Regions from separate parts of the Homo sapiens genome. Here region 2 is linked to region 1. Evidence: chromatin contacts called from ENCODE Hi-C or POLR2A ChIA-PET data. All regions are on one chromosome and are shown on one strand. Each heading gives the region's core, a stretch centred on a gene start or an enhancer-like site at or near the end of the contact. The rest is flanking DNA. Distances are from core to core; before and after follow the strand shown.

Region 1 (5,635 bases), core at 2,038-4,537:
TCCTCCTTACAGCTAACCCCAAAAGGTAATAACTATATTTTTTGTTGTTAATGGTCAGCTCACTCACCAGAACACAACCTAGTGTAAAGATGCTGTCTTTCTCGCTGTCAGTTGAGTATACAGAGGCTAGCACTGTGTCTGGCTTATAATAGATGTTCTAAGGATATTTATTGAGTGTGTACATAAATTCTCTTGTCTGCGTTAAGCCCTTTTTGGTATAAGGCAGATAAGGGAACTATAACCCAGATACTCCATTTAGATAGAGTACAGTGGTTTTTCACTATCAAAAGGATATTATGTGAAAATGCTCTAAAAACAACAGTTTTGTACGAGATGATGTTAAGAATAAAAATATAACATCGTTGGTAACATGAGAAAATTGATGCACATCAAATGTGGAGCATCCAAAGTGTCTATTTTTCCAGTAAGTTTAAACATCTTTTGCTCTGGTGCACTATTTGCCTAATAAAGTGTTTCAGAAAGTGGGATAAAAGTGGGACCATTGTTCATAAGGCTGTCAGAACTTCATGGCACGCATGTGTTTGCCATAATTTGCTTCCAGTTTGACTACAGATCCTTACTTTTGATTATGCTGACATTTTTACAGGTAAGTAAATCTGAAATAACTGGAACTTTCTCTAACAAAAAAATGACAACTCACTGAGAATGAAATATGTAAATGTTTAATTTTAACAAGCAGTTACAAATCGTAACAGACAAGAACTCTTGGATCTAAGAGACCAAAATGTAATTTCTTACATAACAGACAAAGTTACAAGTTATAATCGTTCACTAATTACAGTGAAATTCCGGACTTTGACACATCAATCAATAGATGTTCCAACGTTCCCCCTAGAGATCCCAGTTCAAGTCTTAAATATTTCATCTGCTGAAGTTTCCTCAGAAAAGGCTCCTTTTCCCAGGATTTTTTAGGTTTCTACTTTTGCCCCTTCTCCCACTAAAAGAAGAATAAAGGAAAGTTGGGGAAATCAGAGAATCCTGAATCTGCGTGCGTGGTGAAGTTAAACAGAGTCACCCTCTGGGCCTGGTAGGGATAACTGCATCTGCCTAGCATCAAGACTATCCACCGCCTGGTCTAACCCCAGACCCCGTTGTGCACCTGCCCTTAAGCACCAAAAACTGAACTGCTCAAAGAGAACCTGCAGTCGATATGAAAACTAGTAAATGACTGCAGGCTTGACAGCAGTCTCGGTGATGCCTGAAAATCCACAACAGGAAATCTAACTATCCTCCATACCTCCTGGCCATTCATCAAAAGCAGACCGAGTCACAGCCATAAGGAGGCCGGTGGCTGAAGACGAATGCCAGCACCACTTTTCCTCATTTAGAACAACTGAGTTTTTTCCTTCCATAACCAAGGACAAGGAGCAACCGGAGGGAGGAGGTTGAAGAGGGAGGGGGCGGGCAATATGTCCCCAAGTTTCAGACAGTAGCGGGTCAGAAACGAGCGAAAGCCACCTCGCTCTTCTGAGCTACCTCGGCCGCCAGTCCCCGGGATCACATCCGCAGCCGAGCGCCAAGGGTCCGGCCTACACAGACTGACCCGGGCGTTTCACCTGGTGCCCGACCACGGCTCTGGCGCCCTGCCCAGGCTGCCCGCCTCCTTCCCCTCCCCCGCTTCTTAGGGAACAAGGAGGAGAGGGTGGCAAACGCACCCAGACCGGGGGCCAAGGGGAGACGCCGGCGCGTGCTGGGAGGGGCATGAGTTACACCCGCGACCCTTGGAACTTGGAACGGCTTCCCCAGCCCCGGCGGACGCCGGCCCCCAGGCCGTGCCACTGGGAGCAGGCGGGCGCCGCGATTGGCCGCGGCCGGCTTCACTCGGTGGGCGAGCCCTACCGGCGAGGCGGAAAGGAAGTGGCGGCCGCCGCGGCTTTGCACCAACCATGTTCGGCCAGCGGGCGAATGTCACCCGGCGCCCGGAGCCGGGTCGGAGGGCACGGGGCGGGCACTCGCGTCCCCACCCCGCCGCGGCCCGCGCCCCGGGACCCCGAGGGGACGCCGGCCCCCACTGCGCCGCTCGGTCCCCGGAGGCTCCCCGCCCCCACCTCGCCCGCTCCGTAGCCGAGGCGGGTCAGGCCCAGCGCGCGAGGCCGGCCGGGGGCGCCTGCGGGGACCCGGGGGCGCACGGCGCTAGGCCGCGGCCCGGGCGGCTGACCCCTCGGCACGGTGCCTTCCTGGGACGCGCCGCCCGAGCCCCTGGCGCGCTGGGACAAGTGCAATGACAAAGCCCCAGGGCCCGACCGGGCGCTGGCCGGCGGGAAGGAGGACGCGGCGTCCCTTCTGAGCGGCGGCGGCGGCGGCCCAGCCCCCAGGAAGCAGGGCGCGTCGGCCAGGCCCGGCGCCCGGCCCGGCTCCGAGCCCGCCCTCCCGCCCCGGCCGCTGGCACCCGACGCCCGCGACCCGACCCCGAGCCCGGCAGGCAGGCGAGCCCCTGGACCGCCGCGGGGCGCCCCAGCAAGTTTCCTCTGGCCGTGGCTGGAGGCGCTCCTCCCGGCCGGGGAGCGGTGCCTGCTTATTTACGCTGGAGGCAGCCTGGAGAGGCGCCGCCGCGGGCACCGAGAAGGACCCGCTCCCCTCCTTCGGATCCGGTGGCGGCGGTGGCTGCACACACACACACGCGCGCACACACAAACACGCACATACACACAATTTTGTTTTAAATGAGGCCCGACTCCAGCTGACCTGCACCCCCACACACAACACCTGGGGCGCAGAAGCACACACAGCAGGTCTGTGTCCATGGAGCCACCTCTCCGCATCTGCAAATCCAAAAGTGAAATTAAACCTCCACCAACCTCCTCCTCCTCCTCCCTCTCTACCTCCTCCTCCTCCTCCTCCTCGCAGCCTCAGCAGCCCCAGTAGCAGCAGCAACAGCAGCAGAACCTGCTTCCCCTAAAATCAGATGATCCATAATTGCGCCGACTGTTCCTCCAAAAATCAGTATTAATATTTATGAACCCCGGCATTTTCCGTCTGCAAAACATCGTGTCAAGGCATCAGGACACGCATACACACACGGCCCCCCACAGTCCCCAGAAACATGCCCTCGAGAGAAACACACACAGTCACAACTATTATTTGAAAAATGTTACCTCTCAGTGTGCTTTTTTCACGCTACCAATACAATTCCGCAAGGTATAAGTGTTGCTAGGGTATGTGAAATGGAAATGAAAGCCCGTCAGTTGAATAATCGCAGGAGCAAAACTAAAAGTTACTCCCCGGCTTGCCTGAGAACAGTCCAGATCGAAAGCAAAACAAGGAGAGGAAACTGCGAAGAGCCGCGGCTGGAAATCCCCCCACCCCCCGCCCTCCTCCGGCCGCGCTCCCTCCCTCGCCTCCCCTCTCCGCCCTCCTCCCTCCGCCCTTCCTCCCCAGTGTTTGTTTCAAGCTTGTGCAACCGGGAGGTGGAGGCGGAGGGAGGGCGCGAGCGGCCCGGCCGGGAGGTGCGGAAGTTCGCCGCAGCAGCTCATTGGCGGGCAGCGCCGCTTTCATCATTTCTCGGAAAAGTCAATTTCATTTTCGCTTCCCCAGGTCGCGGCGGCGGGAGCAACAAGCAGCGGCTCGTGAGTCCGCGGCTCGCACCCAGGGGCGCCCGCACGTGCGGCTAGAACGTCCGAGTCGGGGTCCGGGGCGGGGGGCGCAGGCCCGCGGCGGTAGGGGAGGAGAGCGGGCACCCGAGTCTCCATCCTCAGGGTGGCCTGAAGGTTCCAGGAGGGCGTCCGGCGAAGGCACGGGGCTGCGACCATCCAGTTAGCAGGGCTGGTGTGACTGTTGAGAGTAAATGAAAATTCGTTTTGTGACACCGACCACCTCCAAGGAATGAAAGGAGCAGTCAGCCGAAACGACAGCATTACTTGCGTCCTTACCTAATTGGAACCTTATCCGTGGCTGAGGGTGCCACCATTGGAGGGGCCGCCGCCCCCTCTGACACCACCTGGCGCTCCGCTCCATTTAGGAGCTAGAACGAAAAGGAGGCCCATCCCCCAGTAAGTCACAGCCCACGCCAAGATGAGTTCTGGAGCCTGTGCGACCGAAGTTTCTTCACCGCAGGGCGAGGTGGACAAGGGTGTGAGTTACTTTGACTTCAAGACGTCTCAGTGGCGGCTGGTTCTGGAGAGAGGCTTTATGCTGGAGCACTTCCAGCAAAGTTCGGCTGGGGCCTCCTTAACTCACTGGCTGGTCACCCTTGGCCTCGGTTTTCAACCAAAGCCTAAGGCCTCAGTTTTCAACGCTGTAAATGGAAATAAATGAGAGAAGAAAGTACAGCCCGTGTGACAAGTGCAGCAAGCAATGCAACTTCCTTGGGACCTACCCTTTGTGGTCCCTTGCTTTAAAAGTATAGATTCACATTTAGTTAGACCTGTTTCTTCCTCGCATGCAATTTCACCAGTCTTTTCCCAGACTTCTGTACTCAACAGAGGAAGTTCCTTCCTGGGAGACCATAGCTGTTTGTATGTAAAGAGTTGCGAAAAAACAAAAGCAAAACAAAAAACTCCAACACCTCTCTGTCACAGAAGTATTGAATTATATAGACTGGAAAAATGGAAGTATCCAAGAAAACGCGTGTGGTAAGAAAATGGCTAAGGTGCAGGATTCTGTTTTGTGGCTCTGGTCTCAGAAATAGACCTCACATACACATTATTCCTTATCCCCTCTATTATAATACTCACTTTTTTTTTTTTTTAAGAGACAGGGTAGGCCGGGTGCAGTGGCTCATGCCTGTAATCCCAGCATTTTGGGAGGCCAAGGCAGGAGGATCACCTGAGGTCGGGAGTTTGTGACCAGCCTGACCAACATGGAGAAACTCCATCTCTACTAAAAATACAAAATTAGCCAGGTTTGGTGGCGCATGCCTCTAATCCCAGCTACTTGGGAGGCTGAGGCAGGAGAATTGCTTGAACCCAGGAGGCGCAGGTTGTGGTGAGCCGAGATTGTGCCATTGCACTCCAGCCTGGGCAACAAGAGCGAAACTCTGTCTCAAAAAAAAAAAAAAAAAAAAAAGAGAGGGTCTTGCTCTGTCACTCAGGTTGTGCTATCATAGCTTACTGTAACCTTGAACTCCTGGCCTTAAGCGATCCTCCTGCTTCAACCTCCCAAGTAGCTGGGACTACAGGCCTGTGACAGTGCCTGGCCCAGGCACTGACTTTCTTATGTCATATAGCAATGACCACTAAGGGAAAGTCTATACAAACTATAGAATAGTTGTCATTCTTTACCCAACCCGGGACACAAGTTAAAAACCTAGTATTCATTTTTTTTTTCCTGTACCAAAACAATCATCTTCCTTTATTTTTCCTGGAGCGGGAAGAGGAGAGTGGAGAAGAAGGGAAGAATGCAAAGTGTCACTTTGAACTTCTCGTTCACCACACACGTGGGAGTCCACTCATGTCAGCAGCCTCCGTGCACAGGCCCCAGGTGAAAGAAAGAATGAGGTCTAGTTGGACCAGCTAACACTGCCTGCCTTGTGTTTACGAAAGGCAGCTGCCTCTGTGGTGTGATTTCAGGGGAGCCAGACAGGGCCGGGGCCACGAACCTGCATCCTGCATCCTAAGCACCTATTGCCATGCGTGAGGCTAACTGGAAACTCACTTGCTGGGTGCAGATAGCTTCC
Region 2 (5,635 bases), core at 2,257-4,756, 290 kb after region 1:
CAGACCTCTCTAAGTAAAATAAAAATGTGGAAATTAAAGAGAACAAATTTTCCTGAGCAGGAAATGCCAAGCAACAAAAATCAGTAACAGGTCAATGATATTCTAGCAGATTAGACATGAAAGCCAAGTGATAGGCGTCTCAAACTTCCAATCACATTTAAAGCCCCTGGAGTACCAGGCAATGGCAATGTGTATGCAGCAAGATTCAAGACCCAGAAAGCACATACCTGCAGGCTTTCTCCGTGGACAAACACCTGAGCAACAGGCTCACTTCGCATGTAGATATTTTCAATCTTTTCAGGGGCTATGTATTCTCCTTGTGCCAGCTTAAATATGTGCTTTTTCCGGTCGATAATTTTCAAGGTGCCATTCTGTTGATCAGAGGGGAGGGGGTTATGAATGGGCTGATGGCTGGTTTCCAACCAGGATGGATCCCAGTACAACACTGAAAGGTATTTAATACACACTATTGATTAATTCTAATAACATCCCACAGAGGTCAGTTATGATCCCATTTTACAGAGAGGAAAACAAAGGCTTAGAGAGACTGAGGAACTTGTCCAAGGCTATTTGGCCAAGTGCAGAGACAGAGAAGGGGTCCTAGAGCCCGTGCTTATTCAGCGTCACCACTTGGCACCACTGACTGGTCAACACTAGCAAGGCTTTGCTGGCTCATTTAGCCTCCTGTCTGAATTAGGCGCATACACATCTGGCTCACCAAGTGACTCAAGTTCCTTAATAGCAGGAACACAACTTTTCCTTCCAAAGTGCTCTGCACAGAGTAAGAGTTCAAGAAATGTTTCCTACACAAAGGCCAAATTCCTGTTTTCTTCCTCGATGTCTGGAGGGGTGCTCTTGGCCCTTTGGGAAGAGTGAGTCAACTGTGGAAGTGCTCTAGCATCTCTGGACCAGACCAGCCACATCCCAGTAGTGCCGTAAGCAAAACCCTAGTCCCACTTTTACCCCATCCCCACCCCGGGGCCACTCTCATGCCTCCAAAAGTCATCTGTAGAAAGTGTCTAGGGTTCTTTTGTTCCACACCAGTTCTCCATTTTCAAAAGGAGCAAACCAAGGTCCAGAGAGACTATGGGATGTGTTCGTGAGTGCCACAGTAGAATTGGAACTGACATTTAATCTCTCTTGAACCGGAAGAGGGGGACTTAATTTAGCTCTAAATAGTTTGGGTATTGCAAAATCTGAAGTAATTTTGGGAGGTATTTTTCTAATCAATACAAATTCCAAAGAAATAAGCACCTAAAATCTACAAGAATCTGCCAATACACAGTAATAAAAATTATATTTGTAATTTTAGGGCTTGCAATCAGCATCATAATAACTTCGAAACAGCAGATTACTGGTCAAACCAACAGGTAGGACAGGTCAGGCTTCTTGCACAAGCTTCTCACTCTTAAGATAGACTCTTCAGAATTTCTCTACAGTAAATGGTTCTGAGACTACATTCAACTAAATTCAAGGAGTTCGCCTAATCTGTGAAACACCCTATTTTTAATGAGATGACAAACCTAAGAAACACATTTATTCCCAAATCCTTACCCATCCTACATTGCTGGAAGTCTACCACAACTTCCCCCAGATCTTATTTAACTGAGGCCTCAACATCACGGCTCAGTACGGATATTGTAAAAAAGCCACTGTCTCTTTGTATTCCGGTTGAGAAGCAACAACCAGAATTGATGTTAAGCATCAAAACGGGCCAGGCGCGGTGGTGGCTCACGCCTGTAATCCCAGCACTTTGGGAGGCTGAGGCGGGTGGATCACCTGAGGTCAGGAGTTTGAGACCAGCCTGGCCAACATGGTGAAACCCCGTCTCTACTAAAAATATAAAAATCAGCCAGGTGTGGTGGTGGGCACCTGTAATCCTAGATACTTGGGAGGCTGAGGCAGGAGAATCACTTGAACCCGAGAGGTGGAGGTTGCAGTGAGCCGAGATCACGCCATTGCACTCCAGCCAGCCTGGGTGACAAGAACATGATTCCGTCTCAAAAAAAAAAAACCCCAAAAACACAACAAAGAAACAAAAAAGCATCAGAACAAAACATATTCGCTGAAGTGAAAGTGAAAATCCAACCAAGGATGCTAAGTGTAACCCTGTCCCCTGCAGGAAATGGAACAGTCTACATCATACCACTCACCAAGGAGGAAGGGAAAGAGAAAATTCAGGGTGCCACTGCCACATGGCAGCTGCACAGTAGATAAGACATTTTCTTCCCCACAGTGGAACTGAACTGTTTGTGACCTGAGGAGGCGGCAACTTACTGGTAACCATTTTCCAATGTCCCCTGTGTGTAACCAGCCGTCTTTGTCCAAAGCTTCTGCTGTTTTCGCTGGGTCCTTCAAGTAGCCCTGAAATACATTTGGCCCTTTCACACACACCTAAAGAAAAGAAGATCATCAGTGAACAGCATTTACTGGGGTTTTTCCAGAGAAAACTGGTGTGTGCATGTGTGTACGTGTGTGTCTGCCCCAACCTTTAGCTGGAAGCCCTAAACTCCAGGATGCAGAGGGAGTTACCAGAGCCCCACCAGGGTCTGCGAGAGATCTCCAGTGCCCCTACTTCCCTTCCTGAATTACCTCAGCTCTGGCCGATTTGTAGGGCAAATGCTTGCCCTAGGTTCTGGCTCAAAGCTGTTGGAAAGCCCCGCAGGGGATGAAATCACTTTTAAGTAATTAGGCTTCCCATCCAGCAGCCAGCAGCTCACTAATAGGTACCCAGGGCAATCAACAGGCAGGACCTTCGTCCCAGGAACTGAGGCCACCGGGCCTTTCTTTGCAGGCTCTCCAGCCCAAATCCCTATGAGGCCTGGCAGAGGAAGACAGGCATCAGTGTCCCTCCTGCCCACTCCCCGAGAGCTGAACATAAATGTACCCTCAGAAAGAAGCCTGGCAGACTCCAGGATCACCAATGAAGTCAAGTTCAATGGCTTTATTGAGCTGTTGGGAAATACCACAGCATTCGCAAAGGCCAGCGATCACAGGAAATGGCAGCGAGGGAAAATGACTGACGGTTTTCACTCACCTCGCCCTCGCCCTCGGCAGCCATGTAATTCATTTCTTCCACATCAACAAGTTTTATCAAATTGCACGGCATCGGGGCCCCAACATGGCCTGTATATTAAATAAGCAAATGGTCATTCCTAAGGGAACTACTCATAACCTCAGGTCAAATTATTTTGATAGCAAACAGGATTCCACATAAGAAAAACGGCTGGGATAAACTTCTGATTTCTGCAATTACAGCCATTCTCTTCCTAGTATAATTTAAGAGAGTCTATTCTTAGACTAGGGAAGAACATATTTAGTGTCTTCAGGACCTTTTCCAAGTGTGATGCTCTGAGTTATTTATGAGTAATTTGGCCTCTATGTGAAGGTTCCTACAAACACCTGGAAGCAGCCTCTCTCAAACCTTCACTCGGCTTCCACCCTCCGATCGCCCCCACCCATTACTTGCACTCATCTTACACAGAATTCTTAGCATCCTGTTCTCTGTAAGAAGAGAGAACATATGCAGCTTTGGCAAACCTCACGCACCACCTGGTTCTGATCAACACGGCCTTTATTTCCTTGCGTATGAAGAAGCATGTCTTACAGTTTTTACTAAGACGGGACAGTGCTTATTTCTACAGCTAACTTAACTCTCTTGCCAAAGGCTGTTAAGACTGGGCTGTCTTTTCCAAAAGCAGCAACAACAGACATTAGATATGTTAGATATCACATTAGATATCACAAATAATTCTTCCTATGTTTTAATAATTTGAGCTTCTAGAGATCAGTATTCCAAATTCTCTGTTAAGGAAACTGAGGTTAAAAATTAAACAAATACCATAAAGAAGATTCACAGACTGTCTGCGTTAATTCCAGGACAATGATGTTAGTGGACAGTGCTAGGTTCTAGAATATATGTTACTAAATGGTGCTAATACTTATAATACTCCAAATAAGCTGGGAAGTTTATTTATCACAGTGTAGAATTTACTACTCAGGTGACACAGAGGAAGCACAGAAGCTCTGCAGTCAGGCCGGGGTTGAAATCCTGGCTCCAAAGCATAATGCCGCGTAAATTCTCATACATCATTTATGTGTTACTTAAGCAACAATCTATAATTTCCTCTGAGAAGTACCAGAACTTATCTCACAGGGACACTGTTGGGGTTACACTGACATTAGGTACATCCTAAGCACCCATCACAGAGGCTTACCCATGACAGATGCTCAATTATTTTTGTTTGTCCTCCTCCTTTTTCCTTTTGAGAAATGACTTTTTGAGAAAAAGGACTTGTATTTATTCCTATTGGTAGTCCCAACACCTAGCACAGCACACAGTACAAATTCAATAACTATTTGTTGTTTAAAATGACCAGCAAATAACGAGACCCTACTCAATTACTAGGAAGCTCTGTTGGGCCAGACACTCTCAATCTGGAACACAGGGCCCCTCTCAGATGTCACTAGTAGAGTCTAGGCAAGTCTCTGCTGCCACCAGCTTTACAGTCAGATCCCCAGCGCCACCCCTCAGTTGCAGGAGGTGTTCTCCCCACAGTGCCCTGACTTACAAGAGTGTTTGCCCCCAGAGCCTAATGATCAGAAACATAGCACTTTTGTTTAAGATGGTTAATGAACCAGTCAGTGATTAACCCAATTCCAGACATACCAATAACCCAGTATGAATAACAAAATTCCAAAAAGGAGCCTCCTACAGCCATACCTGCGGTCCAGTCTCCAGGCATGGTCAGGCAGCACCCGGCAGTGCACTCTGTCTGTCCGTATCCTTCATAAAACTGGGGCACCAAGAGATGCAACATTATTAAGGAGAGCACAATCACACCTTTACTGGAAGTGCACAAGCAATGAAGTCTCACTAACTCCCAAGTCATGGCTGACTGGTGAAATCTCATTTCAAATGGTCTGTTCAGTAAGTTCATTCAATGGTCCAGTGTGCTTTACGCCAACACCAGCCGTCACCCAGGTACACCTTCTATTTAACTTCCAGTGGCCAAGCGAGGGAGAACCCCTATGTGACTGGTCACCACCCAGCAGCAGTGAACTCCCTTGGCCAATTCACAGGACATGTACCCCACACATGCCCCGTCTGCCACCAAATCCTCCTTTCTCCCTTTACTACAGGTTGTCAGCATGGTGTGCGGGTAGGCTCATCACCTGTGACCCATTCCACAGCTGCATACCTGCTTCTAAAGGTTGTCTTGCACCTGATCCTAGAGAAAATTCAACAAATGGCAGACACACACATTCCCCTGCCTAGGGTAAAAAATATACATATGGTTGCTTCTCCAAGCAACCTAATAATAACATATCTTCCAAACAAACATAACACACACACACAAAGTAGGGGGTGGGAAGGATAGGGGTGATGTTGGTGAAAGGACACAAAGTCTCCATCAGGAGGAACTGGTTCAAGAGCTCCATAGCACCACGTGGTGACTAGAGCTAACAACAATGTATCATATACTTGAAAACTGCCCAGAGGGTAGATTCCAAGTGTTCTCACCACGTGGGAAAAAAAAGTATGGGTGGTAAGACACATGTTAATTAGCTTCATTTAGCCATTCCACAATGTTTACATATTACATACATCAAAACATCATGTTGTTACGCCATA

What was found. A loop is a pair of places that touch in the nucleus more often than their neighbours do. ChIA-PET counts read pairs that join two places held with the same protein, here RNA polymerase II (POLR2A). Pooled maps may share reads with other maps.
Region 2: a map of naive thymus-derived CD4-positive, alpha-beta T cell shows a loop between it and region 1 (14-fold over the local background). The contact joins the enhancer-like site here to the promoter of IRF2 in region 1. A Hi-C loop is called at or near these places in 2 of 168 maps with a recorded cell type or tissue (both naive thymus-derived CD4-positive, alpha-beta T cell) and 9 of 50 pooled maps. POLR2A ChIA-PET finds 5 or more read pairs at or near these places in 3 of 52 experiments (CD8-positive, alpha-beta memory T cell, H1 and T-cell).

Annotation. Positions count from the first base shown.
Region 1 is chr4:184,471,263-184,476,897 of GRCh38, forward strand. It overlaps IRF2 (interferon regulatory factor 2), which reads right to left and starts at 3,288. Exons shown (of 9, transcript NM_002199.4): 1 at 3,117-3,288. IRF2-DT (IRF2 divergent transcript) reads left to right here and starts at 3,540. Exons shown (of 1, transcript NR_186573.1): 1 at 3,540-5,635. RefSeq lists silencers at 1,547-1,616, 1,677-2,366, 2,447-2,496, 3,307-3,426 and enhancers at 3,457-3,646, 3,997-4,326.
Region 2 is chr4:184,760,130-184,765,764 of GRCh38, forward strand. ACSL1 (acyl-CoA synthetase long chain family member 1) reads right to left here. Exons shown (of 21, transcript NM_001995.5): 15 at 4,724-4,796; 16 at 3,038-3,126; 17 at 2,278-2,394; 18 at 228-371. Among named protein-coding and RNA genes, the nearest start is that of CENPU, 29 kb to the left of the region's middle. Within about 2 kb of position 3,507, at least 8 of the 41 ENCODE cell types and tissues checked have a DNase peak (open chromatin) inside an H3K27ac peak, as active enhancers do.